Regions from separate parts of the Mus musculus genome. Here all the other regions are linked to region 1. A link is a loop called in an ENCODE intact Hi-C map of the cell type or tissue named here. Cell type or tissue: heart. All regions are shown on one strand. Region 1 holds the start of Ivns1abp (influenza virus NS1A binding protein). Region 2 has its middle 16 kb from the start of Gm36139. Region 3 has its middle 37 kb from the start of Gm46162. Region 4 overlaps Gm36139 (a long non-coding RNA gene). Region 5 overlaps Gm36139 (a long non-coding RNA gene). Region 6 has its middle 2.7 kb from the start of Gm36139. Region 7 overlaps Gm36139 (a long non-coding RNA gene).

Region 1 (4,000 bases):
AATAAAAAATTGGATGACAGGAATATCAAATACATATTAGAGTCCATGCCCTGTATGTATTTCTAGTACTTGGAAGGCTGAGACAGGATGATAATAAGTTCATATTCAGACTGGGCTACATAAGACCCCCCCCCCCCCGCCCACACACACACACACACACACATGCACATCCACACACAACGTATTGGAATTAAGCTGCTGAAGTCTAGTAGCTGGAGTGCAGCCACAGAAGCATGGCCTGCACGGCCTGCATGGCTGCATGGCCTGGGGCAGATCCTTCCCTAGTCTTAGAGAAAGAACCTCTGACTAGTCCCTTTATCTCAGACTTAACTTCCTATAACTGGACACAGACATCTTTCTCTTAAAACAGTCTGTGATAATTTGTTACACTAGCCCTAGGAATTAAGTACATTGAGAATAAACAAATCATTGGCCAGAATTCAGTATGGGACAATATCTGAAGCATGATCAAAGAGAAACAACAAAGGTGATTATTGTCACCAATTCCCAACTTATCTGACATAAAACATACACCCAAATAAATTAATAATGATCAGTCTTAGAAAATCTGTGTATATAATGTGTTTGTGTGTTTACAGTGTTAGAGATGAAACCCAAGCACCCTGGTGCTTTAGGCAAGCACTCTACTGCTAAACTATGTTCTCCGCCCCGAGATCAACATTATGTCCTTTGTTACTATTACAAAGAATGCAAATAATCATTTATGGCTCACTTCCAAGTGTCAGTGGCTATTATACATACTGAGATGCCTGAAAGACAGATACTATGTAAAATTATGCCAGGATTCATAGAGCAGGAAATACTGAAGGCCAAAATGCACTGACTCCGATCACACTGTCGCTTTAAGAGAGTGTTGACTGTTCCAGATTACAAAGACGCTATTTAGTGTACAGCAAGTAGGACCATGTGTCCGGCAGGCCAGTCATGTGCCTGTCCCAAGTGGGCAGTTCATATTCTCTCACTGCCAGAAGGAGCTCAGTAATCCAGGTCCCTAATAGTGTCATTTGCAACAAAAGTAATGTGCTATCAAAGAGAAAAGCTGGACGGCAAATGCCAGTTTCTCTAAGACACATAATCATACTAGCTGACAGCTCAGTTTCTACTTCCTCCTTTTGTGAAACAACAACAAAAAAGAAACGTCTCCTGGCCACAAGATCTTATTTTTTAAAAGTAATGAAGACCCCCCTCCCAATTTCTATTTCCTACCCGCTAACACATTAAAGAAGGGTAGGAAGCATTGTCAAAGAGCTCCAAGAAATGGCTACAAATTAAGCGGGATGATCAAAGTCAGGTCTAGACTGTGTAAGCGCCCTCTATAAACCAGTATAAGCATTAATCTGGAAACCTTTACCTAACTCGATTATGTGTATACTTTATAGACCTTTGGATATAATCTCACCAAATCCCCTCATCTTCAATCAAGGAAACTTCCCAGCATGTGCTTCAGAGTCATATGAAGAAGTGGAGCCCAGCTTAAATCACATTTGACCTAAACAACTGCCTGCCTCCTAGGGGCAAGGTGGGTGGATGACTGGGCTTGGCTCCTGGGTTAAAAGGCCCCAGGGGGTAGAGATAGGGACTAACAATTCCCCAAGCTACTTTTCTTTGTCCAAAGAAGTCGAGACATCAGGAACTGATACCAGAGGGGGACAAAAAGTAGAAGTGAACACGCATTTTATGGCACACCGATAATATCTCTTTCACCTTTTTTTTTTTTTTTTTTTTTTTTAAACACACTCACTGAATGCTCACCCAAAGCAGGCCAATAGAGGGGCTAGTTGTTCAGGCCCTCCTCTGACTTATCCCTTCTTCCTCCATTCTTCTCACCCCTCCACCTCCAAGGTAAGAGCCTGATGCTCAACTACTGCCGCGGGGTTCCCACAACACGCAGCTCCAGTCTAGGCTAGTTGCCTAGAAGTCAGTGTGACGCTGAGAACTCTAATCGCCACGTCGGATCTCTGGAGAAGGTAGGGCAGGTGGAAGAGGAAGGAGGGAACCAGTTCCTGGACAGTGGAAAAAAAAGGGCGAAGCGAGGGTGTGAGGCTCGGGAGGGAGCGCGCGCTCGATAAGTAACAGGAGGAGCGGTCCCCGCCGCCCCGCTCTCCCGGATCACCTTGCGCTGACCTAGTTGAGCCGAGAAGGAAGGAGGGGGCGGTTGAGGAAAAGAGCTATGAGGTGGGCGGGGCCCTGTCCGGGGGCGGAGCCTCAGAGCGGGATCTTCCCGGGAGCTCGCCTGTGATTCGCTCAGGCATCAGAGCCGGAAGCGGCCGGGAGGCGTTGGCGGCAGCGCACGTGGTGACGTGCGAGGGAGTGCGGCGCGAGCGCGCGCGGCGGCGGCGGCGGTGGCAGTGTGTTCGGGACGCGCGTGGAGGTCGGTCAGTCGCTCGGAGGTGCTGGGCGCGTCGTGGCGGCGAGCGAGTTCCCGCGAGTACCCACTGGTCTTCCTCAGCCCGCAGCCTCCCGCCCGGTCGCCCCGAGCCCCTTCCAGCGCCTTCCGCCTGCAGCCCGTCGAAGCTCTGGAGATGAATTTCGCCATCTCTTCAGAGATGACCCAGGTAACGCGCTGTACGCGGGCGCCGCGGGAGGGAGAGGGCGGGGTGGGAAGATGGTGGTGGTGCGGAGCGTCCCGCTGTCCCGGGAGACACGGGCATCGCGGGGCTCCGCATTCGGCTCGGTTGCCGGCTGGCGGGGGAAGAGCGCGGTGGTCCCGGACCTTCCTCCGCCGGGGCGGGGATCGTCAGGCTTCCGCGCTGGGTGACGGAGGGTCCCCGGGACCTGGCCCGGCGGAGGACTAGGAGGGATGACCCGCCGGATGAGAGCGGCGGCCACCGAGGACTGTAGACATCGTTTCCCGCTGTCAGGAGCGAGGTGCCGGCTGCGGTTTGGGGCTCTCCGGGCTAAGACTCCCCGCGGCCGGCGCGTGGGGACACAGAGCCGCCCTCAGAGCGCATCGGTTCCAGGGGTTAGGCGTGGGGTGGCACGGAGTCCCTGGTCGCCGTGGACCACGGGGTCCTTTGTTCGAGCTCCACGTTGCCCGCTTTTCTTGCCAAGCGCGGGGAAAAGGAGGCGGGAGGAGCGAGGGAGCGGCTGCCCTGACGTGTCAGCTCTGAGTGACTGCGCCGCCGGCCAATCGCGGCCAATCGCGGCCGGGGGTGTGCGGGTGCCTCGCTGTACCCGCCGAGAGCGCGCCCCAGGCCTTGCAGCGCGGGGTCCCCGGCGCGCCGGGGCACAGGCTCCATGTTCTCTGAAAGAAATAGGTGGAGAGCAGGCTTTTCGTCCGATCACCTTTTTTTTTTTTTTTCTATTTTTGGGTAAAGGACCTCGTTGATAAGACACCGGGGAGTGTCAGAGTGGAGATTAACGTAAGGAAATCTGTACACACACACACACAAATTTGAGAAATATTTCCGCCTTTCCCTCAATAAGTTGCAGATAAATGATTCCGGAGAGCAAACATTTCGATCAAAAAGAAGTCGGACGGCCTAAAAGGCAACGTTTTGTTTAATGTCTGTCAGTAGTGGAGGTTAGAACACCCAGATATCAAGTTCTTAGGAGTTTTGTTGTGGTCTCCTGTTTTGGCAATACACCATAGCTCTGGAAGTAAGAGCACACAAGCCGCACGGACTAAATCACCTTAGCCATATTTTCTTTAATTTTAACACCAGTGGTTGACTTAGGAAAAAAATAACTAAGAAAATAGTTTCAGGTTGAATCCTGCTAAGTCTTTAATATCTTTAAAATGTTAAAGGACTTATTTGTAAGCCTGGATGTAAACATTGACTGGGTAGAACTGGATTGAAACCAATATGCTGTAATGCCACCTAGCAGGCATTATATCAAACCCACACTTTGGTGGCTTCCTTGCAGGGAGGCCTGGGGTGGCTTTCTTTTGATTTCCTAATTAGTGAAATCTTGAGTTAATTAATAGATTCCCATTTCTGTAGCCTTTGTCTTAATTTATAGTTGCCTTCTAACTTTG
Region 2 (4,000 bases), 170 kb before region 1:
TTCTCCACAGTCTCCAGACAAACATGGCTTCTCTCAAGACTCAGTACAATGCTGTGGTCATTTGAGGAATGGGTCTATTTTCCAGAACCTCTTTTAAGTCTCTGGATTATTCCTTCCAAAACCCCCAGTGTGTAGAAGTGTGGTCACACATTTCTTGGCCACAGTGATAGCATCCTGAGAAAGGTGCCCTTTGCCAATTTTTGGCCATTGTGCAAATATTACAGAATGTACTCACAAGAACACACATGGTACAGGCTAGGTAGAGATCCCTATAGGATCTGAGCTATGTGTTATATACAATAACATGTAACTGCCACTGACAGGAACTTCGTATGCAGTGCAAAAATAGCAATTATTTAATTCTGGACACTTCATCTCTACATAAACTCCTCACTTACCACCCACTAGGCTACTAGCAGACAACTAAAGGAAACTTCACCTATTGCTGAAGATCTACTGACTCAGTTCCCTATGCATACACACACACACACACACACAGAGAGAGAGAGAGAGAGAGAGAGAGAGAGAGAGAGAGAGAGCTTCACATCAGCATCTTTGACTCTTCCATGCTTTGTCCTGTTGGCCCCTCCACTCCCACCACTGAATACAGTCTCCCTCATGACCTTTGATCTTTGTAGGACACAGTTTATGTTTGCCATGTCTTTCCTCCCTTCCTGATCTATCTGGCTAATTTTTTTTTTTCAGCTCCTACTCCAATTGTGGCTCTAGCTCCCTAATGTGTAATCTCCAAGAAGCTCGGACATTAGAACATTCACAAACAGTGTAACTTGACTAATCTTTATGCCTCTAAAACTAGTATCTAGTCCCTCCCCTCTCTAGTTTTTCCTCCCCATGTGTCTGTCTGTATCTACAGTTTAAAATGTTTGTGTTTCTGAAACCCCATTTCTCCTGGATTGTTCCTCTCTCACCTCCTGTCTTGGTACCTCTCTTCTTCCCATTCAGCACACTGGCCTTATTTTCCCAGATTTTTCAACTCCTAGATTTCACCTATGCTGTTCCCAAGAATACCCTTTCCCTTTCCTCAAAGCTGGCTCTCTCTAGTGCATCCCATAAGCTCTACTTCTTGCCATTAAAATACAAACGTTTGCTTGTATGGTTATGTAGGTGTTAGCAAACGTACCTGTACCAATGCAGCAGCCAATAGGCCTGAGAACTTAGCATGTGGCTGACCCCAGCTGAGATGTGTCACAGGTGTTAAATCCACACCAAATTATGGAGACAGTAAGGTAAAAAGAAAAGAAAATGTCATGATTATTTTAGGATTATTGAATTACATTTCAATAGAGTACTTTAGCTAAATTGAGTTAAATGAAATGAAATTTTTAGGTTTGTTTTTTTATGGTTTCTAATAAAAATGTTTAAGTTACACTTGGGCTAACATTTCATTTCTTTATAGCATTAGTAAAAGCAAGACAGTGTCTCGGTAGGAGTCCAGGCTTGTCTCAAACTCCCAATCTTCCTGCCTCAGCCTTCCATGTGCTAGGACCCAACCATATCTGGCCTCACATCCTACTTCTGCTGGACAGCTTTACTGTAGACATAAAATTCAATGGGGGCCAAAGTAATTTTGCTAATGACTATAGTCCCACTGACATTAGCACTGTCCCTGAATGTATAATAACTGAATTGGTGGATATATTTTGAAACAATACATTTTTTTCTGGGTAACTGGATTTAAATCTAACTTCTTCCTTTTAGAAAAAAAAGAAAAGAAAAGGAAAAAAAAAAAAAAAAAAAACAAAGACAAACAATGGTAGCCAGGGGGGTTCAAAATCTGCCTCTCAGTATGCATGTTCGCTGTCTGCCCTGGGCATCAGAGCTTTTCTTAGCTTTAAAAACTTACAGTTTTACTCATGATTAAGTAACTGTCGTGAATTGTCAGGCTGGCCCAAGTCATCACTAGTTTAAATAGATAGTGTACCATTTGAACTGCACAATAGATTCATCTTCCAAATTACAAACAGGCTACTGAAGGAATAAATAATATAGAAGAGATGCCACATATTTAGAAAGGACCCATGGAGTATTCCTTTGAAGCCAGTCCCATTCACACACATGATTTCATAGGCAATATCTCACTTACTTATCTCAATCCTTACTGTCAGAAAAAATATATATTGTTGACTTAACCTGAATTCACCATCTGGAAATGGCCTTACACAAATGTAGGAAAGGCCAGAGTATTTAAACATCTAGCAGTGTCTTTAAAGACTATTTTCCTTCCCCATTAATTTGCCAGCCTGTTCACTCACATTCCTGAGCACACACACCTATCACAAGTCTCTGCATTACATTACATCAAGTTCTCTGTGGTTGACAATAATAGTGCATTGCCTAAGAAAAGAAGTGGCCAAACTGTCTTGTGATCCCTAATCCAGAAAGAGAAGGACTTTAGTCACAGACAAGAGCACAGGACTTGGAGGCTTGCTCAGCCAGATAGATCAGGTGGCAACTGGAAGAGAGCCACTGGGAGCTAAGATACCACAAAGACAACCCAATGCCAAGACTCTTAATGGGCACCCATTTGACAAGGCATTAAGTGCTCATTGCAGGACAATAGTACTGCTTTCCCCAGGGAGAGTGGGACAAAAAAAAAAAAAATCCCTATAATAAATGTCTCACAGTCAAGATTCTTCAATTCCTTCTATCCTTGTGTTTTATGAGCCACAGAGCTGAGAGACAAGCAGATGGCATATCCTTGGAAGTGTTATAGTCCGCCTTAAGCTTTCTTAAGCACACAGAAATAGTGCTGGACTGGAAGTGAGAAGCTGAGATTCCCATCTCTCCCATGGGGTATTCATTTCAGAACCATTGAAATGACATGCATTAAACCTGCTGTTGTCATGGGACCCTGCTCACAGCAAATGTTCAACCCTGTGACTCAGGGCTCTCTACTCTCCCAAGGCTAATGACCTTACATTCAAGTGAGTCAGGAGACCACAAAACCCTAAAAGATATCATAGTCTCTGTGAGATATCACCTCTATCTTTCTCTACCAACGTACCCAGCTGAGTAAAAATCAGTAATGAAGAACAAAGAATACAACTAGGTTTTTAAAAAGAAAATGAAGGGCTAGAGAGATGGCTCAGCAGTTAAGAGAGTTTGCTGCTTTTGAAGAGGGCCCAGGTTTAGTTCCCAGGATTCATGCCAGACAGCTCATAACTGCCTGTAACTCCAGCACTACAGGATCTGATGACACCCTCGTTCATCTTCCAAGGGCATCCGCTCACATGTGCACATACACATACATAAAAATAATAAGGAACAAATAACTAGAAAGAATGAAGCATGTAAAAAATATTTATGAGCCAATGGTTCTGAGCTGGACCACTTTGAGCAACAAAACAAATAAAGTTGCAGGAGTCTATAACCACAAAATAAAATGAACATCTACAAATCTACACTAACACTAATTAGCTGCTTTAGTGAGCAACTAATTAACCAAGGAGAAGGGATGTACTTTCCTTATAAAGAATCCTGCTTAAGCAGAGTAGAAAAACAACGGAAAAACAGCAAAAATGCTGACACAAAATGACAATAATTATATTCAGCAAGATACACATGTGTGTGCTAAATTAATGGCAAAAGTTAGACAAAACATGGGATAGTTGCAAGTTCTCAAAAATATATTCTCCAAGAATTCATAAATTTCAGAAAAAATACTACCTTTACAGTACAGAAATCCAGCACATACTTCATCAACCAGGATACCACAATCAATATAACCAGTCATAAAATATATTGATATCATCTACCAGAAACAGCATCGGTATAACTTCTATTTTCTTTTTTTTAATTAGATATTTTCTTTATTTACATTTCGAGGTTTTTTTTCCCACTTTCTCCTCTATAAATTTCAGTGTCTCTGGTTTTATGTGGAGTTCTTTGATCCACTTAGACTTGAGCTTTGTACAAGGAGATAAGAATGGATCAATTTGCATTCTTCTACATGATAACCACCAGATGAGCCAGCACCATT
Region 3 (4,000 bases), 56 kb before region 1:
GGCAAACAAACTGAAAAGGCTTGCAGGGGTCTGGCCATTTCAAGATCCTGCTTTCCTCCATACTGTTCAGTTTATTTGTTTTCTGAGATAGGGCCTCGTGTAGCCTCAAACTTGCTATATAGCTAAGCCTGGTCTTGAATTCCTGATCCTCCTGCTTACAGCTCCCAAGTGCTGGGTGCTGCTGCTGCTGCTGCTGCTGCTGCTGGCCTATACCTACATCTGAACCCTGATCTCTATATCAGGGAAGTGTGTGTGAAGAGAAGTCAGGGCTGGTAGTCACACAGGGTGCACTGGCTGATAGGTTTTCAAATGCTAGAAACATAGGGTCAAATATTTTACTAGAATAGACATGTCATAATTGCTCATCAGAAGGTTACTTTTAAAACGAGGGACTAATGCTTAACTGCACATATTTTTGTCTTTCAAACTGACTCCCAAACTGAAGGAGTACTACTATCATCTTCTGAGAGAGAAGCGAAAATCAAAATATTTAAAGTAATAATATCATGGATCATGGAGATTGCCTAAAGAGTCCCATAATAAGATAGTTCTTTTTTTTTTAAATCCAATCTTAATACAAACATTAGAGAAGAGGAGGCTAAAGCCTTGTGTATTCAGCCCATGGATTCCTGGAAATTGCCACTTAGGTCTGTAATTAGCACATAGTCACACAGCCAGTCTGGGACATACAAACAATGGAACAATTAATGAACTGTCTCTAATGTCAGAGCTCTCACCTCGGTCTTATTAAGAAATCTAAATCAGAATAAAAACTAATTCTTGGGAAATAAAATTTTCAGGCAGGGGAGAAAGTCTACCTTTTTTAAATATATGCATTCACAAAATCCATCCTATGAACAGTCTATAGTTAGAGCAGATGCCTCTATACATGAAGAACAAAGCAATGGCCCCGTAAGAAAAGGAACATGCCACTGTCCCAAGGACCTGACTTCTGTCCCTGGGGTGTAGGAGACAGAAGGAAAGGATCATCAAGCCATTCTCAGCAACCCATAAGTTGCCTTCTGACCCCACACACATGAGTGCACGTACTCACACAGAAAAATGGAATAAAAATAATTAAAAAAAAAAAAAAGCAAGGCTTTGGTGCCACATTCATAATCCTACCACTTTCAAGAGAAAGACAATGGGGTCTGAGCCAGAGTAAGACATCCTGTCTCTCTCTTCCATTCTTCATTTTGTAATTTTTTTGTTTGTGTTTTGTTTTGTTTTGTTTTGCTTTGCTTTGCTTTGCTTTCCAAAACAGGGTTTCTCTGCATAGCCCTGGCGGTCCTGGAACATGTTTTATAGATGAGGCTAGCCTTAAACTCAGAGATCCACCTGCCTCTGTTTCTGGAATGCTGAGATTAAAGGCGTGCACCTCCACAGCAACTACTGCCACCAACCAGCTGATGCTATCTGTTCAAAGCAGTAAAATGGCAAAAAAAAAAAAAAAAAAAGTAAAGTTTGGCACTAAACTCAAAGATGAAATGCCAGCCCTGATTAGGAGAGGTAAAATAAGCTCTCTAACCACCTCCTCAGCAGCCAGGAGGGAAGTGGACAGGGGAGCAGACGGTTTGATGCCTTAATTTGTCCAAGATGTTTATCTCGGGCAAAAAACGAGCCACCATTGAGAAAGCTGCTGTTTGGCCCGATAGACTCTCCTTTTTCCCATAAGGAGAATGAACTGTGCTTTGCCTGAAGAGGCCACACCAATCTTAGCGCACACTCACAAACGTACACGTTTATTTCCATGGAACGCAGGAAGGTTGAGACCTGCCAGGGCTCCAACACAAACAGGAAGAGAAACAGCAGAAAGGGAAGGAAGCTGGCGCAGACATCGTTGAGTCAGGGTGAAGGGACAGCATCCTGCCCGTGGCTCAGCCTCGTCCCTGTCACTTCCCTCTGTGTTCAGCAAGCAAGTGCAGAAAGACGGAGCCACCTCATGTCTGGCTTAGTCTGAGGTAGGGGGAAAGGAACAGTATGCACTCACAGTGAGTGTCTCAGACTTCAGATCTCTGCTGTTCAGGAGTGCTATCATGCTATCTATGTTGGGAGCTGCAGAGATGGCATGCATGTGGTACAGAGACAGACATGTGCACAACACCCACAAATTTAAAAAGAAATGCATAATGCATTATGTCCTCTGACTAGGCCCTGGGTTGGCTCTCAGTGCACGGGGGGGGCGGGGGGGGGGAATACAAAAACTTCTTATTTGGTTACAATTTTCCAAAATGAGAATGATTTGTGTCTGATTCTAGAATTCTACCTCATTCATCCTCCATAAAAATTACTCTAGAGACAGAGAATATGGTTTGCTGGTATGATGGTTAGAGTCAATTTAACAGAATCTGCAGTCAACTGGGAGATAGACTCCCAAGTATGACGACGAGAGATTATTTTGGTTACATTAGTTAATGTGGAAAGACTCTTCTTAATTGTCAATGGAACCATTCCAGGGACCCAGGACGGTGTAAGTGAAGAAAGGAGGCTGCCCAACAGCACACACTCAGTGCGCTCTGCTTCTTGTCTATAGAAGCAATAGGGTTAGCTGCTTCGAGATCCTGTACTGTTGATGTCGTCCCATTTCTGCAGACAACTCTGGAAGCTCTTACAGACAGCCTGATGGGCATGCTCCCAGTTTACAACTTCTAAGGAAGGTGTTCTAGAACCTTCTTGATCTGTAGTTGTCACACGCTCATCTCACTTGGCCACGGTGAACACTCCACTGTCTAGGAAGAACACAAAGTGACCGGAAGCCCAGAGCACTATAATATCCAACCCCACATGTGGAAATTCTAGTTTAGAGATCAATTCTGCACTCCTTTGCTCCTGTGCTCTTGGGGTATCCGAGCATCAGCTAGATCCATTATAGAGTGAAGGAATGATTTTCCATTGTTTCTCCTACCTCTTCAGTAGGAAATGTCATGTGGACTTCAGAGAGCATCTTTCTTTCCCAATAATTGTGAGTTTCATACGAACAGCACAGAGAAAACAGTCAAAGTTGATACCACGGCCCTTGAGTATACCACACTTCTTGGCTTGATCCTCTTACAGTAGCACCATGGCTCTCTGAAACACATAGACAGACACTTCTGGAGACTACACCTCACTCTATGGAGTAAGGCAGTCAAGTGGAATCCCGGGCATTGGTAGAATGTGGGGTCTGAGTTTCCACTGTTCTACTGTTGCCTATCTGTACTGCTCAGTACAGTAATACGCTATCTCGAAACAAAAACAATCAAAGAAACAAAGAAACAAAAACTGATGTAAAAAAAAAAAAACCACATAAAAAGTCAGGCTGAATCAATCTTAGCATCAGGGAGGCCATGAGAGGTGGGGCTTACTGGCCAGCTGGCTTAGTCAAATCAGTAATCTCCAGGTACCATAAAAGAGCCTGTCTCAACAAGGGAGAGAACTAAGAAAGCCACCAAATGTTGGCCTTGGACCTCTGCGCAAACACAGGCACACGCACGTGCACACACACATACACGGAACAAAACCAAACCAAACAAAAATATTTTGGTAAAGGCTGTTCTGAACCCGTCCCAATTTCTGTGGAAGTGACAAATTTAGGCTTTTACTAGACAAGTGACCAGAATCAGACAAGTTACACAACGTTCAGTAACTCCTCCAGGAGCTGTAAACGTGACAACACATCCATTCATTTTCTTCCTCAGAACATCACTAGCCTGGGCATGGAAAAACCCAAATCCAGTACCTCCGCTTTCTTAAACCAGCCCTGCTAGCATCCTGGCAGGCCAGTCTGGAAACCATGATTAATCCCTAAGTAAACAGAAAAATAGACTCTGGAGCCCAGAGGAGACAACCCTGAGGCAGCCTCTGGAGACTGAGTCAACCAAGCTACCGGCTCTGTCAGGAGCAGGCTCGCTTGCCAGGTGACTTCCGTGGAACAGAAAGGCCTTCTGTAGGGACAAGGAGCCCGATGAAACAGAAACCAAGGCATCATCGTTGTAAGGGACTGAATGTAAACTGGTGTAAA
Region 4 (4,000 bases), 200 kb before region 1:
ATCTCTGCATTGTTTGTTTAAGAAAAAAAGGTACAAAAGCAACTAAACTTAATAATGACTCCCAGGATGATATACATTGAAAATATATCACAAATACATGATTTTTAAAAGTTTTTTAAAGAACATATTCTCTGCACAAAGAATGTACTCAAACACTGAAAACTATTTTAGTTTTCATCTAAATTCTCAAAAATCCCTCAAGCATTTGACTTATTTCCAGGAGAAACAGATAACTTGGGACCATTCTCCACACTCATGAGCGCAGACAAGGCAGTAGATCCACACAGCCTTTGAAAGCCTGTGTGAGTCTTCTTAGCACATAGGGGTTGGGGAGGCAGTGCTCAATTAGTTCAAAATTAAAAAAAAAAAAAAGTTTTGCAATTCCAAGCCCAACTGTTTGCATGGGACATTTTCATGCATGGGCAAGCCTTTTCAGCTTTATCTTGACATATCTGTTATCTCTCTAAAAGATTTTGCACATTAAAAAAAATGTCATTTCACACTTAACTCTCTCTCTCTCACAGGCATATGGATGCCAAAAATCATCATATGATCTCTGGGAAATTTGTTATATTTTTATCATGAACAAAAAGAAGGAAATTTATGTATACTAAGTATGTATGAGTCTTATACATTATCTTATTAACAAGCCATGATAAAGATTATCTATACAGAGTGCACACAGCATAACTAAGGATAAATACACACATATTATATATATTATACATTATATTATATATATTGAATATGCCAGAGGTTTGGATCTTAAAAATTGTTCATTTATATCCTTGAAAGTCTATTTAATGGACCCTGAAACCAAGTCTGATGACCTACGTTGGATCCCCGGGACCTATGTGGGGGGAGAAGAAAGATCAGATACTTACCAGTTGTCTTTTGTCCTCCACACTCATGCCATATCATGTGGACACATAGACATGTGCATGCACACACACATACCATCATCCTTGAATAAATGAATGGATGAATGGATGAATGAATGAATGTGAATAAATGACACTTTTAAAAACCTTTAAAAACTTTTTAAAAGCCATTTAAATCGTCATTGTCTGGCATTTTTTAGTCTCTCACACAATCCGCATCTGCCACATCATTAGTAAAACTGCAATTTTGAAAACTAGGTAAGATAAGTTCAGTTGCACAAAAATGAGCCTAACTTCCTCGTGTATCTGAATTGTAGTAATATACTAACACTAATAATGGCTGTTATTTCCTACCAGACACTCTCCTAATTTCATTAAAGGTATTACTCATATATAATTCACAACAATCCTACAAGACAGTTACTATTCTTACACAATAGAACAGATATAACCAATAAAGAACAGGAAACCAACCTGACACCAAAAACCAGGATTCTTACCTTTGAGTCACCTGACTTTTCCTGCAGTCCTGGTATTTAACCCTACCTGTGTGACTATTGGCATCCCTACTGTGGCATATCACCTGGCCCTTTTTTCTCAGTCCTTTGATGACAGAATTAGCTCCAGGGGCCATGAGATGAGCCTGCACAGAGCTAATGACAGTCCCTTTCAGAGACTGAAATACACCTTGAGAGACAGGTAATCCCTCATCATCTAGGATTGCAGGAATAGTGGCAGATCGTGTCATTTGTTTCACTAACCTGACATCTGAAATACCTTCTTATGTGTGAGCAATCTATAACTTCAGCAGTAAAGAATAAACCCATTCAACAAGACAGGCATTTGAAAGGTGATGGGGATGAAAAGGGATTGCTGTTCTTCCAGAGGTCCTGAGTTCAGTTCCCAGCACTCATGCCATACAACTCACAAATGCCTGTATCTCCATCTCCCACTCCCTCCTCTGGCAGCTTCAGATGCCTGCACAATTAGAATAGATGCATATACATACATAAAAGTAGAAGAAGAAGAAGAAGAAGAAGAAGAAGAAGAAGAAGAGGAGGAGGAGGAGGAGGAGGAGGAGGAGGAGGAGGAGGAGGAGGAGGAGGAGGAGGAGGAGGAGGACAACTGCACCAGATAGAGTTCTGTAACCTTTCCATCCTGCTGGGAAACTCCTTAAGCAGAAAGTTGAACAATTCAAAATAGCTTCAGGAAGTCCCTGAAACTGACCAAATTCACTAGGCCCCTCCCTGCCAGAGTGAGCAGTAAAAGCTGAGAGTCACTCTCAGATGAGCTAAACCAAACAGCAAAGAGGACTCTGAGCCCAGACCACCTGCCAGGAAGAAGCAGAAACCAGCCAAGTTGCCTGGAAGTGGTTTTAGATTAACTGAGTCACTTGGAAAGGACACTCTAACCTGCTGAGCTGAGTGCAGTCTGTACAGTGTGCTCCAGATTCTCAGCTTTGTGAGCTGTCATCTGTGGTGGGGTAGCCTTTGGTAATGCAGCTGTCTTTGAGTCATTTCTGCTCTTGTAAGTAACCCCTCACCTATATTCTTATAAGAAACCCCAATAAAGCTAATTGGTTCACCAAATTGGACTTTGGTGATGTCTTAGGTAGGGTTTCTATTGCTGCAACAAAACAGCATGACCAAAAGCAAGTTGGAGAGGAAAGGGTTTATTTGTCTTACACTTCCAGATCATAGTCCATCATTGGAGGAAGTCAGGACAAGAACTTAAGCAGGACAGGAACTTGGAGGGAGGAGCTGATGCAGAGGCCACAGAGGGGTGTTGCTTACTGGCTTGTTCCCCTGGCTCACTCAGCTTGCTTTCTTATAGAACCCAGGACCACCAGCCCAGGAATGGCACCACCCACAATGGACTTGGGCCCTCCCCCCTTGATCACTAATTGAGAAGATGTACAGCAGCTGGATCTCATGGAGGCATCTCCTCAACTGAAGTTTCTCTCTCTGGGATGACTCTAGCTTGTGCCAAGTCAACACAAAAAAAGCAGCCAGGGAAGGTAATAGCAATACTTTGGTCTGTCATATGGTCCCTGTCTGAGCGAGTAGACATGTGTGTTGCTTCTTCCCAGAAAAAGTTTTGTCACACAACAGATAGTCACTTTCAAAGACCATTGTAGCTACAGGACAAGTGGGAACTCAAGGCACACAGACTCCTGGTGTTTATTAGAAGTTAATGACTCGTAACACTCTACAGATCCATGTTGTCACAGAGGAGTGTCCTTGTGTTTTGAAGGCTACTCTAGTATCCCCTTTAAGATATGTGGACCATACCTCCTTCTTGAGCTATTGGCAGATGTGTGGGTTGCTTTTAAATTTTCATTCTTGTAAAGAACATTACAATAAGCAATGTGTCTCTTTGACACACTAATTTCATTTCCTTTGGATATGTACCCAGAAGTGAGATTGTCAAATATATGGTAGTTCTATATTTAACAATCTTCATACCATTCTCCACATTGGTTGTATAAATTCATATCCCTATAAACAAAATAAACATACGTTGGAACATAACATCATATTCCATAAATGTGTACACTTACCATTTGTTTAATAAAATCACTAAAAATAAAAACTGTAAAAAAGCACCTGAGAACACTGGAAAAAACAAACAAACAAACAAAAAAACAAAAAAGAAAAAGAAAAAAAAACAGGTTTTGTTTAGACCCAAAATAGAGACTGTGTAAATCTGTGTCTTCAGAAGGTGACATGGGCAGCATCTACATCCAAAAAGGGAAGGGGCTAAAGGCCTAACCACATTGTTTAATGTTAGCATCCATTGTTGGTCCCAACAGAAGAGGGTACCATGGCCACTTCCCTGTGAAGGTGTCCACAGCTCAATGAAGCAAGCCTGAGGGAAAACCGTGGTGTGACTCTAATGTGTACTCTGCCCCCAGCCCTCATGGCCAGTCCATGAGCTAGACAGACCTTTCTGAATAACTATCTTCTAATTAAAATGGCCATTCATCTTCTAGTGTTTGAAATGAAAATCCTGCCTTAGTTTTCTGGCCACTACCCTTTTAACAGCTGAGCACAGATGGGGTAGCAGAGCACAACACTCATTAGTACTCTTTCATTAAAGGAGTGTGAGCCCCAAAACTG
Region 5 (4,000 bases), 240 kb before region 1:
AAAAAAGAAAAACAACAATAAAATTCCCATGTGCCCTCTGCCCCACAGAGGCAGTTTCCCCTTATCAGCATCCTTACACACACACCAGAGTGGTACATGTTTTATGACTGATAAGCCCCCACAGACATATCATCATCACCAAAAGGGCAAGGCTTATTTGGTGGGGTTTACCCTTGATGTACATTCCATGATTTTTACCAGTGTCTAATGGTGCAGACCCACCAGGACAATACCACACAGAGATGCTTCACTGCCTAAAGTTCGTTTCTCTCCACACAGCTCATTTCTCTCCCATGTTCATGTGTGGAAAATATATAGAAAAATAGACAGAGATACATGTGCAAGCACATGCTAAATATGGTACCTATATACAACATCCTAATGGTAGCTTGAGCTAAGAAAATACTCACAATAGCTTATTTGGGGATAGTAATTATAACTGTACTATGCAGAGTTTCTGCAGAAAACAAATGAAACTCTTCAAGTAATTTGAGAAGTGTATTAAGGGGCACGTTTGCGAGGTTCTGATAGAGAACCTTACAGGTGTTGGGGTGAACCCTACCAGTCATCAGGGCTAGCAATGCCTAGGACAGGAAGCTTTGTAGAGAGAGTTAAGGGAAGGAGACTGCTAGCCACAGGCTGGGGCCTTCACTCAAGAAGTGCAGCTAGCTGGCAGCCACCCCATGGGAGTGGGGGTTGGGGGAAGTGGGGCATAAATGACCTGAACTCACGCTGACATAACTCAAGGGATGGTCAGAAGGCAGGGGGGGGCTTTGGATAAAAGCAACCTCACCAGCTACTCACAGAGGTAAAGAAAGATGGACTGGAAGAGACAAATGGGGTGACTTAATGTTTCCTCTTTATTCTTACTTGAATTTTCTATAGTTTTTCCCAAGGACCACAAAGGACAAGCATATAGATCTCATCTCTGGGTTATTTTTCCATTCCTGCCACTTCTGCAGAGAGTTTGGATGAAAAATAAAACGTAGCTGAGAGTCCAAAAGCCATTAAGCTAAGCAAAGGGAATAGGGGTTGATAAATGTATAGGGATCAGAGCAGAAGAAGTGGTTCTGGGGAGGAAAGTCATGTTGATGACTAAAGCAAATAGCCCCCCAAGTCGATCTGTCCCCCTCCACAGCAATGCACATTGAAGGCTTACGATGGAATTATGATAACTTCTGAAGAAATTTTTAATATACATCTCTGGGTCGGCTTAGACACAAACCATCCGCCCTCGGTAAAACGCTCTTGCCACGGTCTTTTTCCGCATTCTGGAAACATTTGGTCTTCTCATGTCTCTGATCTAAATATATCTTCTCTCAAAGCCCAAATGCAATTTATTTTGCAACTGTGCAAAATCAAATCGAACCCACATCTGGTAGATCTCACAGATGTGACTCGTTCCAGCACAAGCAAACGTCAAACCAAGCAACCCACGGTCGGTCACCAGCTAATTGCATGCAGGTGATGTGAAGAGTAAGGTCTGTCTCCACATCCCCAGAGCTGGGCTCCAGAGTCTTCATCAGCTGCCCCTCTGTGTCGCTCGGGCATCTGCACTGATCCAGTAGAGGGCAGTGACAGACGCAGGAGCCTGGCCCTAGGTAAGAACTCCCCAGTAATGCCTCATCTAAGCAAAACAGAAGGGTCACCTGAGTTCATTTCTCCCATCATGCTCTGGTCTGTGGCTGCTCCCTCAGGAGCCCTGCAGCCATTATCAGCAGTCATGAGAACAGAAAGTATGACCTTCACCTCAAACTGCAGCCCTAAAAACAAACTACAGCAGCTGCTGCTACAACAAGACACAATATATGACTTAGCTGTATATTTCAGGCTTAAGACACTCCTGGGTGAGATATGCAGGGGAGGGGGCGCATTGCTGTTAAAGGGACAGTGAGAGAGTCCCTTAGACCCAAAGCAGATGTCCAAATCTAAACAAGAGGGAACTCGAAGCAGGAGATAATCCATATTGGTCCTTAGCAAGCCTGTGGCTCTTTAATTAAACCAACCAATACGGTTAACGCAAGAGAGATGAACTCAATTATGAACAGGCAAAAGCATGTTTCACTTTGCCGATGTCGAATAAGCTGTGCAAATTATTAGCATGGGTTATCAGTTGGGAGACAGCTCTGGAGACTTCCAGCTCTATGAGTTTCTGAACTAATTGATTTAAGACAAGCTGGAGACAAGCATTGTGCAAGAAGCTCCCTAGTGAAACTAACTTTTCCTGCTAACGAAAACAGCTTAAGTAATTTGAATTGCACCATGTAGATGCAATCAGGAGTTAGTCCTTTCAATGACAGCTAAAAATAGAGAGACAGCACATTGGAAATATGGGAGCTGAAAGAGACTCTCAGCACTACTGCTTTTAATTTGTTTAAGCAGTGGAAGCCTTTTAAAAATAAACCCTATGGGTATCCTCATCATATTGTAGACATTTGAAGAGAATCCTAATGTAGATGTTTTAGTAAACTAACTTTCCATTAAATGCTCTAAAGTCAGTGACTAGGAACAAGGAGACAGATAAGGTCAAGGGTTATAGATGCCTTGTAAATAAGGTCATCAAAACTCAATTCTAGGGCTTTTTTTTTTTTTTTTTTTTTTTTTTGCAAATACATTTGTAGATGATGACAGTGGCTGCTTTGGCTAAATCACAGTAAATGCCAATGGATGCCTTGTATCGGTCTTTCTGGAAATCTTGGGATATTCTTAAAGTTTAATTAGAGACCAAAATGGTTTAATTCCAAAATACACATTGAAATGAGCTTTTACTGTGTCCTGCCTAAGCTATCTCGAGTTAAAAGTGTTTGAAATGATTGTGGTAAAGATGGGTGTACACAGTGAAACGAGATGGAATAAAGCCCGCCCCTCTGCTTCCTGGGTTCAAAACTCAGCCCTACTTGTCCAGTTGCCTTCTCTATGAGCAGCTGTCTAACCTCCAGCCAATGAATGCCTTCCAGACCTGGTATCTGCAACCATTCCACAGGCAGCTCCCCAGCCCTCTCCTCAACAGCTGGCTGGAGAGAGGGTCGCTGAGTGGTTAAGCAGGAACACAACTTTAAAACGGAAAGAGTTCCTGAAGGCCTGAAGTTCTGGAGGTTCATGGAGAAGACCATCCACAAAAGACAGTCCAGGAACATTTTTTAATTTTTTTATTATTAATTTTAAAAAAAATTTATTAATTTTTTTCAATGCCTACTTTTAATGATTTTTTTTCTTTTTTAATTATCTTTTTTATTAGATATTTTCTTTAATTACATTTCAAATGTTATCCCTTTTCCTGGCTTCCCCTCTGAAAATCCCCTATTCCCTTCCCCCCCACCCCTGCTCCCCAACCCATCCACTCCCACTTCCCTGTCTTGGGATTCCCCTACACTGGGACATCAAGCCTTCTCAGGGCCAAGGGCCTCTCCTCCCATTGATGTTCGACAAGACCATCCTCTACTACATATGCGGGTGGAGCCATGGATCCCTCCATGTGTACTCTTTGGTTGGTGGTTTAGTCCTCCACAGGAACATTCTTAACAATTTTGAAAAACCAAGACATCAACCAAGGCTTGGGAGCTTATTGTGGTGGTAGTATTACTTACACTTACTATTCAAAGCAAATATGAAAACACTATCTAATCAAATGTTTACTAAGCACCCAGATCTTCTATCCCAAAGCCATACTTTAAAAACAGAAGAACTTTGATTCAAACTTCTTGCAAGAGTTTCTTGCTACAGGAAGGAGAATTTCACTCAAAGTCGCCAAAAAGGAAGTCTTCTAGGAACTCATCCGGATGCTAACACAATCAAGACAGCCTCTATTTTTATGCTTCTTATGTAACTGTGTGAGAGGCTACTTGTGCCCCACCTCCACCCCACCACCACTCCCTCCAACCTACAAATGCAATCATCCTGGCTTGGTCCCCTTTCCAAAGCCTTGTGACACTCAGACGTTGAACCTGCAGATCTTGAGGCCACAGAGCAGAACAGATGGGCTCCCTGCATTCAGTCACTC
Region 6 (4,000 bases), 190 kb before region 1:
AGTGTCTTTTTTTTTTTTTTTTTCCTTTCAGTTCTAGGAACCCAACTGGTGAAGATCCAGACCCAGGCAGGCCTTGTGTGTGCTGCCCCAGTCTCTGGGGATGAGTGCATCTGTTTTGTTGATTTACAGGGCCTTGCCATGTGAATTTACAGGTCCTTGTTTGCTTGGTATCCTCCATCCCCTCTGTCTCTTACACTCTTTCTGCCTCCTCTTCTGTAGGGTTCCCTGATCCCTGAGGGGAGCAATTTGATGGAGACATCTTCTTTAGGCCTGAGTGCTTCAAGGTCTCACTGGTGCATAATGTCTGGCTATGAGTTTCTGTATTTGGTCCCATCTGCTGCAGGAGGAAGTCTCTGAGGATGGCTGAGCAAGATACTGATCTGCTTCCCTTCCCAGAGTCAATACAGGCTTTTCATTGGTGTGTATTTGACTCAATTAGGAAAGCCCTGTGGCGCATGAGTTTTCTGATATAGCAGAAAGAGCCTCACTGCAGTTGTAAGGCAGCTTTAACCTTGGGAGCATTCGGGTCATCAGGAGAAACCCCACTCCAAGATACAAGCGCAGATGCTTTGATTATCTCATGTCCAACTTCTTGCCTACCTGGCCTTAACTTTGTACCAAAACCACAAAGCCAATACAAGTTAACATACACATGTGATTGAGATTTGCTGGGTTGCCCTTGCCCACATCCTCAGAAAGATCTGACATTATTCTGGTTATGGTGTCAGCCAACACATTTCATATTTGGGATTAAGTCAGAGGGGATTTTTGTGTATGTTAAAGAGTGATGAAGTGTTTGGTATCATTTTTCTGCAGGACCCTAAGACCTAAGCAGTGAAAATGTCACTTTGGAATCAAGTGATTCCAAGAAGCAGGGACAGCCAAATTTGTTCTATCAGTGGTGGTGACAGTAACAGTATGAAGTGCATTTCCAGGGGCAGAAATGGCTGCTTTCCCAGTGGGAGCAAACTGTGTCATGTGTCGGTGTCCGTAGGAGCTATCTGTGGCATTCTATTCTGTTTAATTTGATAAAAAGCAAGCTTTGATTAACTATGAACTCAGAAACTTAACCAAATCAAGCACTAAGATTACATACGTCCTGTGTGCTGGGGGCTGTGTTTCCTCTTACCCAGATAGGACCTGGCTTAGGTGACGTCATTAGACAAGGCAGCTGGGAGCTATGAAGATCAGGAAGAGCCTTGTGCTTCACCTCCTGATCAACTATGTCAGAAATGCAAATGTCTCAATAATAAGAAAACGTCTCTCCAAATTCCTCTGGCAAAATTTGCCTCTAAAACACACTCTTTTATATAACCATAATCACTCTTCTTTTTATTTTTTAATAATATATTTATTTTGATTTTTATGTGAATGGGTGTTCTCCCTGGAGTACCTGAAGGGACCAAAAGAGGACGTGAGATTTGCTATAACTAGAGTTATAGACAGTGGTGAGCTGCCTTCATGTGCAGTCACTCCTTTCTATAACCATGGTGTTAGCATATCAGCTAACTTGTGGAACAGGAGTTTGACAAAGTGTTTCTGTCTCTTGTGTGACACTGCTGATAATTTCCTCCCTCCCAGAAATTACAATCATATCACTAACATTTATAACTAAACACTGCTAGAATCCTACCGTGATAATTCTTTTTTAATACATTTTGCTAAACATAGATATTGCCTCACAGAGAAGGCAGATCTTAAGACATCAATATTTACTCCTGAGTTGACCAGATAGCATCTATTTTCAACCTCACTGGCAAGTAAGCTTTTCACAAATGAATCCATTTGTATACTATGTATGCCAGCAGTATTCCATGATGAAATTGGATATTCCATTGAAAAAATAGTGGATTTTACAGCTTAAAATGCTGTAATATTTTAGTTATTAGTCAACGTCTCTGATTGCTATTTATGTTGATTATGTTTATGTTTTTGATAGCACTTGTAATCTTTGGGCAACCGTTCATTGCTTAGATCTCTTGTGATTGGTCTACTAGTCAAGTAACTGTGGGAGCTTTCAACCTCTATCTCATTTATCCCAGCTTCAGTGTGAAAAGCAAAGCTTAGAGGGATATTTGCCCTTTTATCATGCCCTTTCTACTGTAATGCTTAAATCAGCTCAAAGCCAGAGAGCTCATTCATGGCTGCAAAGCATAGACAGTATGTTCAAAGGCTCTGGCAGGCTGGTGGAATCAAAAGAGCAAAGACACCAAGAAAGAACTGTAATTAAAAGCGCTCTTCACGGGTCAAAAGTGCAGCTCATTAATGTTTTGCTGAGCAGATGGCATTAATGAACAGCCACGGAGCCATGCTCGTTACCACTGTTCTCTCCATTATTCATTTGGTACAAATGGCCCAGTGGCCAGGAGACGGGAGCCTCCCCAAATGATTTGATTTGATAATTAACACAGTTCAGGACTTCTGCCAATATGCTCGGTAGGGTAAATAAAGGAAAATGTGTAAAATTTGAGCCTAAGAAGCATTCCTTCCTTATGAAAAAAAGATAGCACCTCAGCATCATTTACAGTTATACAAACATTGGAAACTTCCAGTAAGTAGTAAATGGTTAACGAAATGACTGTGCCACCCCTAATTAAAGAAACATGCTGCCTTTAAAATATCGTTCCAAAAACTCATTAGCATGAGAAAATTTTCCTGATATGTAAATTTTTAAAAAGCAGTCAATCATACACGCACTAAAGCCTTAGTTATGTAAGATATGTATAGCTGTAAAAGCATGCCTCTATCAAGGTTAATGGGAAGCATGATGAAATATTAACTCTGTCTCCAAGTAGCACTGAAAAGGAGGGGTCCCCCCCTTTTGGCTCCTGTAATGACCATATACCACTTTTATAATGACATAAAAGTACCATTGAGTTTTTTGTTTTGTTTTGTTTTTTTTAAGGAAAAAATACATACCAAACTCATAACAGCAGTTACCTCCATAAAGGACATCAGGGCTGAAGATTTGCTTTGTTTGCGCTCTTGGATAATCTTGGATTGGGAAGATGTTCCTATGGTAAAGAGCACTGGTTCTTCTTCCCAAGGACTCAGGTTCAAGTCCCAGAGCCATGTGGAGGTTCACAGCTATCTTTAACTCTGGTTCCAGGAGGTCAAAGGTCCTCTTTTGACCTCTGCAGTATACCAGGCATGAACACAGTGCACAGACTACTAGCACAGCTTTGGGGTTTTTTTTTTTTTTTTTAATTTGTAAAGACTATATTCTAAATTCCTGATTTAGAAAATCATGGAATATATTTTTCTTCCTTTACACTTGACGAGGAAACAAAGCCTTCCTTCTCATAGGCCATTTGCCTTGATCTTAAAGTAGAAGCCTGAAGTTTTTCCCAGATTTATCATTTACTACAGGAATGGCCATGAGCCAGTTAGTTAATTCACCTGTCTGTATACCAGTAACCTTAGAATGTTGGTCCTTCCCTGCCCATCAACATGAAATAATCTACAAGAAAATATTTGTGAGTTTTAAAATGTTCCTTTATGCAATGTGTCACTGAGCAATAACAAACAGACCCTTTTCTAACAGAAAGGAGATGCTTAAGTTTTCTATTTACCAGTGTTTTCTGAACAGGGGAAACTTTGGAAGGGCAATCATTAAAGAAGTTTAAAATAAGAGACCATGATGTTCATAAGTGATGGGAAATAAATAGTTCTCTCCAAAATGGGGAATTGTGGAGGCACAAATTCCCCACTTTGCTTCTCCCTCCCTCCCTCCCTCCCTCCCTCCTTCCTTTCCTCCCTTTCTAGATGAAGATACCAATGTTCAAAGAAATATCCTCAGGAATTTTTCCCAGAACTGTATTTCCAGTGACTTAGAGGCTGAGAGCATCAAAGCTGTATTAACATGTCAGATCTTGGTTAGCCTTACAGAAGTTCAGAGTCAGCAGGCAGCCCTGCCACATTACCACAGCAGCAGCCACAGCAGCAGCAGCGCTGGTGTCTGCTCCCTTGAGGAATGGCCAGACTGCAAACCAGACATAAC
Region 7 (4,000 bases), 220 kb before region 1:
AACTGGATAATTCTCCAAACTATCCCTAACGTTTATCTGAAGGTTGTGTGGGGAAAAAAAAAATTCCTATGGCTATCAGTTTGCTCTACAGGCCAACAGAAGCAGCAACCTCCACACACAAAATCTCTTGAACCCCAAAAGTACAAAAAACAAAAAGTACATCAAACTAAACAGCTTCTTCTCAGCAGAGTGAAAAAGGAAACAGCAGAGAGCTGAGATGACCTAGAAAGGCACATGTGGGAAGGAGCTGTGTGATCCTTCATCTTGATAGTCAGCATGCCTGGGTTTACAGTCACCATGAGGATGTGCCTCTGGATGTGTCTGAGAGTGTTTCCCAAGTCAGGTGAAGAGGGATGATTTACCACAAATATGGGTGGCACTTTCACAAGGACTGGGGTCCCAGACTGAATAAAAAGGAGAAAGTGAGCTAGGCATGAGAATATCTCTCTCTCTCTCCTCTCTCTCTCTCTCTCTCTCTCTCTCTCTCTCTCTCTCTCTCTCTCTCTCTCTCTCTCTCTCTCTCTCTCTCAGCTTCCTGACTGCATACAATGTGACTAGCTGCCTTGTGTTTGAATGGCAGCTTCAAACTGTGAGCCAACACAAACCTTTGTATAGCAGCAGAGAAGAAAGTAACTAATACAGGTTGACATCCAGAATATACAGAAATCTAAAAAACTCAACAGCAAAAAGAAAGGAAGGAAGGAAGGAAGGAAGGAAGGAAGGAAGGAAGGAAGGAAGAAAGAAAGAAAGAAAGAAAGAAAGAAAGAAAGAAAGAACAATAATTAGAATGGTATCCTTTAAGACTCATTCAAAAATAGGCATATACCTAAGCAAACATTTCTCAGAATGCATACAAAATGTACAGTAGGTTTAAAAAAATGGGGGAGGAGTTTAGTATCACTAATCATCAGGAAGATGCAAACCAACACCAGAATGCCACGTCATTTCAGTGCAGTAAGGGTGGCTCTTATCAGAAAGGACCACAGAAAACAAGTACAGGTGAGAAAGCAGAGAAAATGCAGCCTTTCTATAGTGTTGATGGGAATGTCAGTGGGTACAGCCTGTGAGTGTTAGAGCTCAGATGGAAAGGTATCCTGGCAGTTGGGAGCTGAGGAGTCACACTGCACAACAAACTTCTCACAAGAGGTTTATTGGGAGGGAAAGACCCAGGAGGGCAGCTGCTTCTGCTCCGGCAAGAAGCAGTAGAGGACAGAGTTTATTATATAGGATTTCATGAGAGACGGAGCTTTCCAGGGTGGGGATTGATGGGATTAAAATCTTGAAAAGTCTTGAGCTGGGCTTTTTATTCTGTGGGGCAGGGGCTGAGCCCTGCCATTAGGGCAGAGTGTTTTGTGGGTGAAACCTGACAGAGGCCCTCAGGGAATGGGCCTGGCCAATCCTGTGCCTCAAGGGGCTTCTATAGCCACTATGGGAGAACATGTGGAGGTTCTCAAAAAAGTAAATATGTTTTTCCTAAAATTTAAAACATCAAAATGTTCTTCCCTTAAAAACCAGAAATCCATATCATCTTTATTGCCTGTGCATTTAACTTGGTATCATTTAGGCCTTGAAAGTGTTATATAGTATTTTTAAAAACAGAATGAGAATATATATATTTCTAGGTTAGATATCTTCCACCACAGCTGCTGAGCTATAAGGATATGTCTCACAAGACACCAAAGAAAACTTTTATCTCATTTCTCTATGCCTACAGTTAAGATCACTTTCAAAAAAACCAATACTGTTTTGTATTTGACTTCTCTGAATGGAACATTTATTTATGTGTTCTCTTGAAAAGGATTTTCCAGGGCAGAAGAATCACAAGTTCAAGACAAGGATACAGAGAGTTCCAGGCCCACCGAGACCAACCTGTCTCCTCACAGTCACTCACTGGGCAACTGACAAGAGCTGAACGTGATTTCCAGGGCAGATCAAAATTGAGAAGAAAGCCGTCCTTCCAAAATGGCTTAAGTGTTCAACTTCATAAATATAAAACATAGTAAGTGCTAGAAGCTGCTGGCCTTGTAGGAGAGGAAGGGAGAGGGTGGGAGGAGCTGGCAGGGAAGAAGTAAGACTCAGACAAACAGTAGTGATTCCATGTTCCTGAAATAAATTGTAGCCAAACAGAATCCTGAGTGGGTAGTCCGAGCCAAGTATCAAAGTGTACTGAACGTCCTAACCCTCGTGTGCACCTCTCATGAGGCCAGGGCTTAGGGTTTCTCCCAAAATGATCTTTAGATTCACAGTAGCGACACGGGCAACCTCCTGTCAACAAACAGTTGTGAAAATAGCCCTGGCCTTTATGTCTACTGGCCCATGTCCTCCAAAAAGTCAACATAGAGCTAAAAGCAAACAAGCACAATGCCAAGAAAAATTAAGTAACAGGCTTTTGACACACTTCAGACTTCCCATGTTTCACACATCTTAAGAAAATAATCTATCTTTATCCATAAAAAGCATTTATTGTTCTCCAGAAATAAATTTCTAATGTGGTATATTCATTTAGTGAAACATCTTTCAGCCTTATAATACATGAATACTTGCAAATATTTTTTAATATTATTATCAAGTTAAAAATGGCTGTTATATATCAGTGGAAATTGCTGAGTTATATTTTGAAAGGGGAAAACAATAAGATTATATATATATATATTCAAAATAAACATGTCAAAGGTATTTATTTAATGTATGATTAATTATTTGAAAAGAAAATACATGTTACAATAAGTTGAAAGACAAAATATATTTTCTTAAACCTTTATTATAAAAAATTTAGACATAAAAACTATCACACACCAATACTAACCAGCTCTAAAATCTATACATCTCAACGTGTACTTTTACATGGCTAGGATAGGCCTGCTGAAGCAATTGAATATATATTTTTGTGAACTTATCTACCATCAAAAACTAAAAATGCATGACAGAGTTAGAACTAGAGAAACAATTAGCTTTGCATCCTATTTATAGTGGAGTCAATAGGCTGGACTCAGTCCTTCCATGGAGAAAGTAAAGAACCATGACTCTACATGGAAGGAGTTAGTGTTGAAGGATATTTGCCCAGGCACAAAACCTGGCTTTCTTCTGGGAACAGAGTGACTGCCTATCCAGTGGACTGAAGCCACTGCAAGTTTAGAGATAACAACTGTTCACATTTGCAATAGTCAGTTATCTGCAAAGTACAAAGTTGAAAAAATGGCCCAGGCAGAGACAAAAGGCCACATCTCAGACCCATATTATTTCTGGTTTTCATTCTTTACCCCCCCACCACCACCACAAGGATACTTTATAGATATTTTTATCAAGTCCAAATTCAACATGCAAATGAGATTTTATCAGGGAAGAGATGAACTTTGGAGGGCCACACGCCATTGTAACAGCTAAATATTGTTTTCTACCCAAGATCCAATCTTTGTCTCCTTTGGGTAATTATGAATTCCATGACTTAGAAGACAGAGGATTTCCAGATAACCCCAACATTTGATTGAAAAGGTATCTTAGTTGTCAGAACAAATTATCCCCAAAATACTATAGCTTGCTGTGTGTGTATGCATGTATGTAAAGTGTATATGTGTGTATATGTGTATATGTGTGTATGTATGTGTATGTATGTGTGTATGTGTGTGTATGTGTATTTGTGTGTATGTGTATGTATGTATGTGTGTATGTATGTGTATGTTTGTGTATGTGTGTATGTGTATATGTGTGTGTATATGCGTTTTTGTGTATATATATATAAAATCAGTAAACCAGAGCTTGCAGGTAGAATCCACCCAACTTTGCAAACTCCTTTTGATGGGAACACAGCCACAGATCCTCTTCCCTATGTCAAGTTTTATTCCACAAGAGCAAAGCTGTGTGCAAAGATCCCAGAAGCCTCAGCAGTCCCAAAGCCACAAATATTCACTAATTTTCTCTTACTGAAAAAGGTTTACTGACTTCTCTCTCGATTAGGCTAGACAAACAACAGTAGGCGTTGTTTAGAGGTTAGTGGGTATGA

Evidence for each region. Peaks named below come from ENCODE experiments on the same cell type or tissue, not always from the same donor. Only the 100,000 strongest peaks of a DNase experiment are listed, where the experiment ranks them.
Region 2: it touches region 1 in a loop (9-fold over the local background); 7 of 42 quality-filtered maps call a loop at or near these places.
Region 3: it touches region 1 in a loop (2.7-fold over the local background); 4 of 42 quality-filtered maps call a loop at or near these places.
Region 4: a loop joins it to region 1, with 2.6 times the contacts of the local background. A loop is called at or near these places in 3 of 42 quality-filtered maps.
Region 5: a loop joins it to region 1, with 2.6 times the contacts of the local background. A loop is called at or near these places in 2 of 42 quality-filtered maps.
Region 6: it touches region 1 in a loop (2.7-fold over the local background); 4 of 42 quality-filtered maps call a loop at or near these places.
Region 7: a loop joins it to region 1, with 4 times the contacts of the local background. A loop is called at or near these places in 2 of 42 quality-filtered maps.

What each region holds. Positions count from the first base shown.
Region 1 is chr1:151,342,180-151,346,179 of GRCm38, forward strand. It overlaps Ivns1abp (influenza virus NS1A binding protein), which reads left to right and starts at 2,319. Exons shown (of 15, transcript NM_054102.2): 1 at 2,319-2,576. It also overlaps the pseudogene Gm10138. In heart, a CTCF peak has its summit at 1,554; DNase peaks (open chromatin) are centred at 932, 1,552, 2,252 and 3,142; H3K4me3 peaks cover 3,596 bases; H3K27ac peaks cover 3,395 bases.
Region 2 is chr1:151,169,312-151,173,311 of GRCm38, forward strand. No RefSeq gene overlaps it. Among named protein-coding and RNA genes, the nearest start is that of Gm36139, 16 kb to the left of the region's middle. In heart, no CTCF peak of the experiment used is centred here; a DNase peak (open chromatin) is centred at 2,470.
Region 3 is chr1:151,285,865-151,289,864 of GRCm38, forward strand. No RefSeq gene overlaps it. Among named protein-coding and RNA genes, the nearest start is that of Gm46162, 37 kb to the left of the region's middle. In heart, no CTCF peak of the experiment used is centred here; DNase peaks (open chromatin) are centred at 1,837 and 3,797; H3K27ac peaks cover 1,135 bases.
Region 4 is chr1:151,145,757-151,149,756 of GRCm38, forward strand. The region is part of intron 1 of Gm36139 (a long non-coding RNA gene); the gene reads right to left. Among named protein-coding and RNA genes, the nearest start is that of Gm36139, 7.5 kb to the right of the region's middle. In heart, no CTCF peak of the experiment used is centred here; no DNase peak of the experiment used is centred here.
Region 5 is chr1:151,101,603-151,105,602 of GRCm38, forward strand. The region is part of intron 1 of Gm36139 (a long non-coding RNA gene); the gene reads right to left. Among named protein-coding and RNA genes, the nearest start is that of Gm36077, 20 kb to the left of the region's middle. In heart, a CTCF peak has its summit at 1,557 (motif pointing right); DNase peaks (open chromatin) are centred at 1,669 and 3,899; H3K27ac peaks cover 2,215 bases.
Region 6 is chr1:151,155,933-151,159,932 of GRCm38, forward strand. No RefSeq gene overlaps it. Among named protein-coding and RNA genes, the nearest start is that of Gm36139, 2.7 kb to the left of the region's middle. In heart, no CTCF peak of the experiment used is centred here; no DNase peak of the experiment used is centred here.
Region 7 is chr1:151,126,020-151,130,019 of GRCm38, forward strand. The region is part of intron 1 of Gm36139 (a long non-coding RNA gene); the gene reads right to left. Among named protein-coding and RNA genes, the nearest start is that of C730036E19Rik, 10 kb to the right of the region's middle. In heart, no CTCF peak of the experiment used is centred here; a DNase peak (open chromatin) is centred at 2,172; H3K4me3 peaks cover 226 bases; H3K27ac peaks cover 2,302 bases.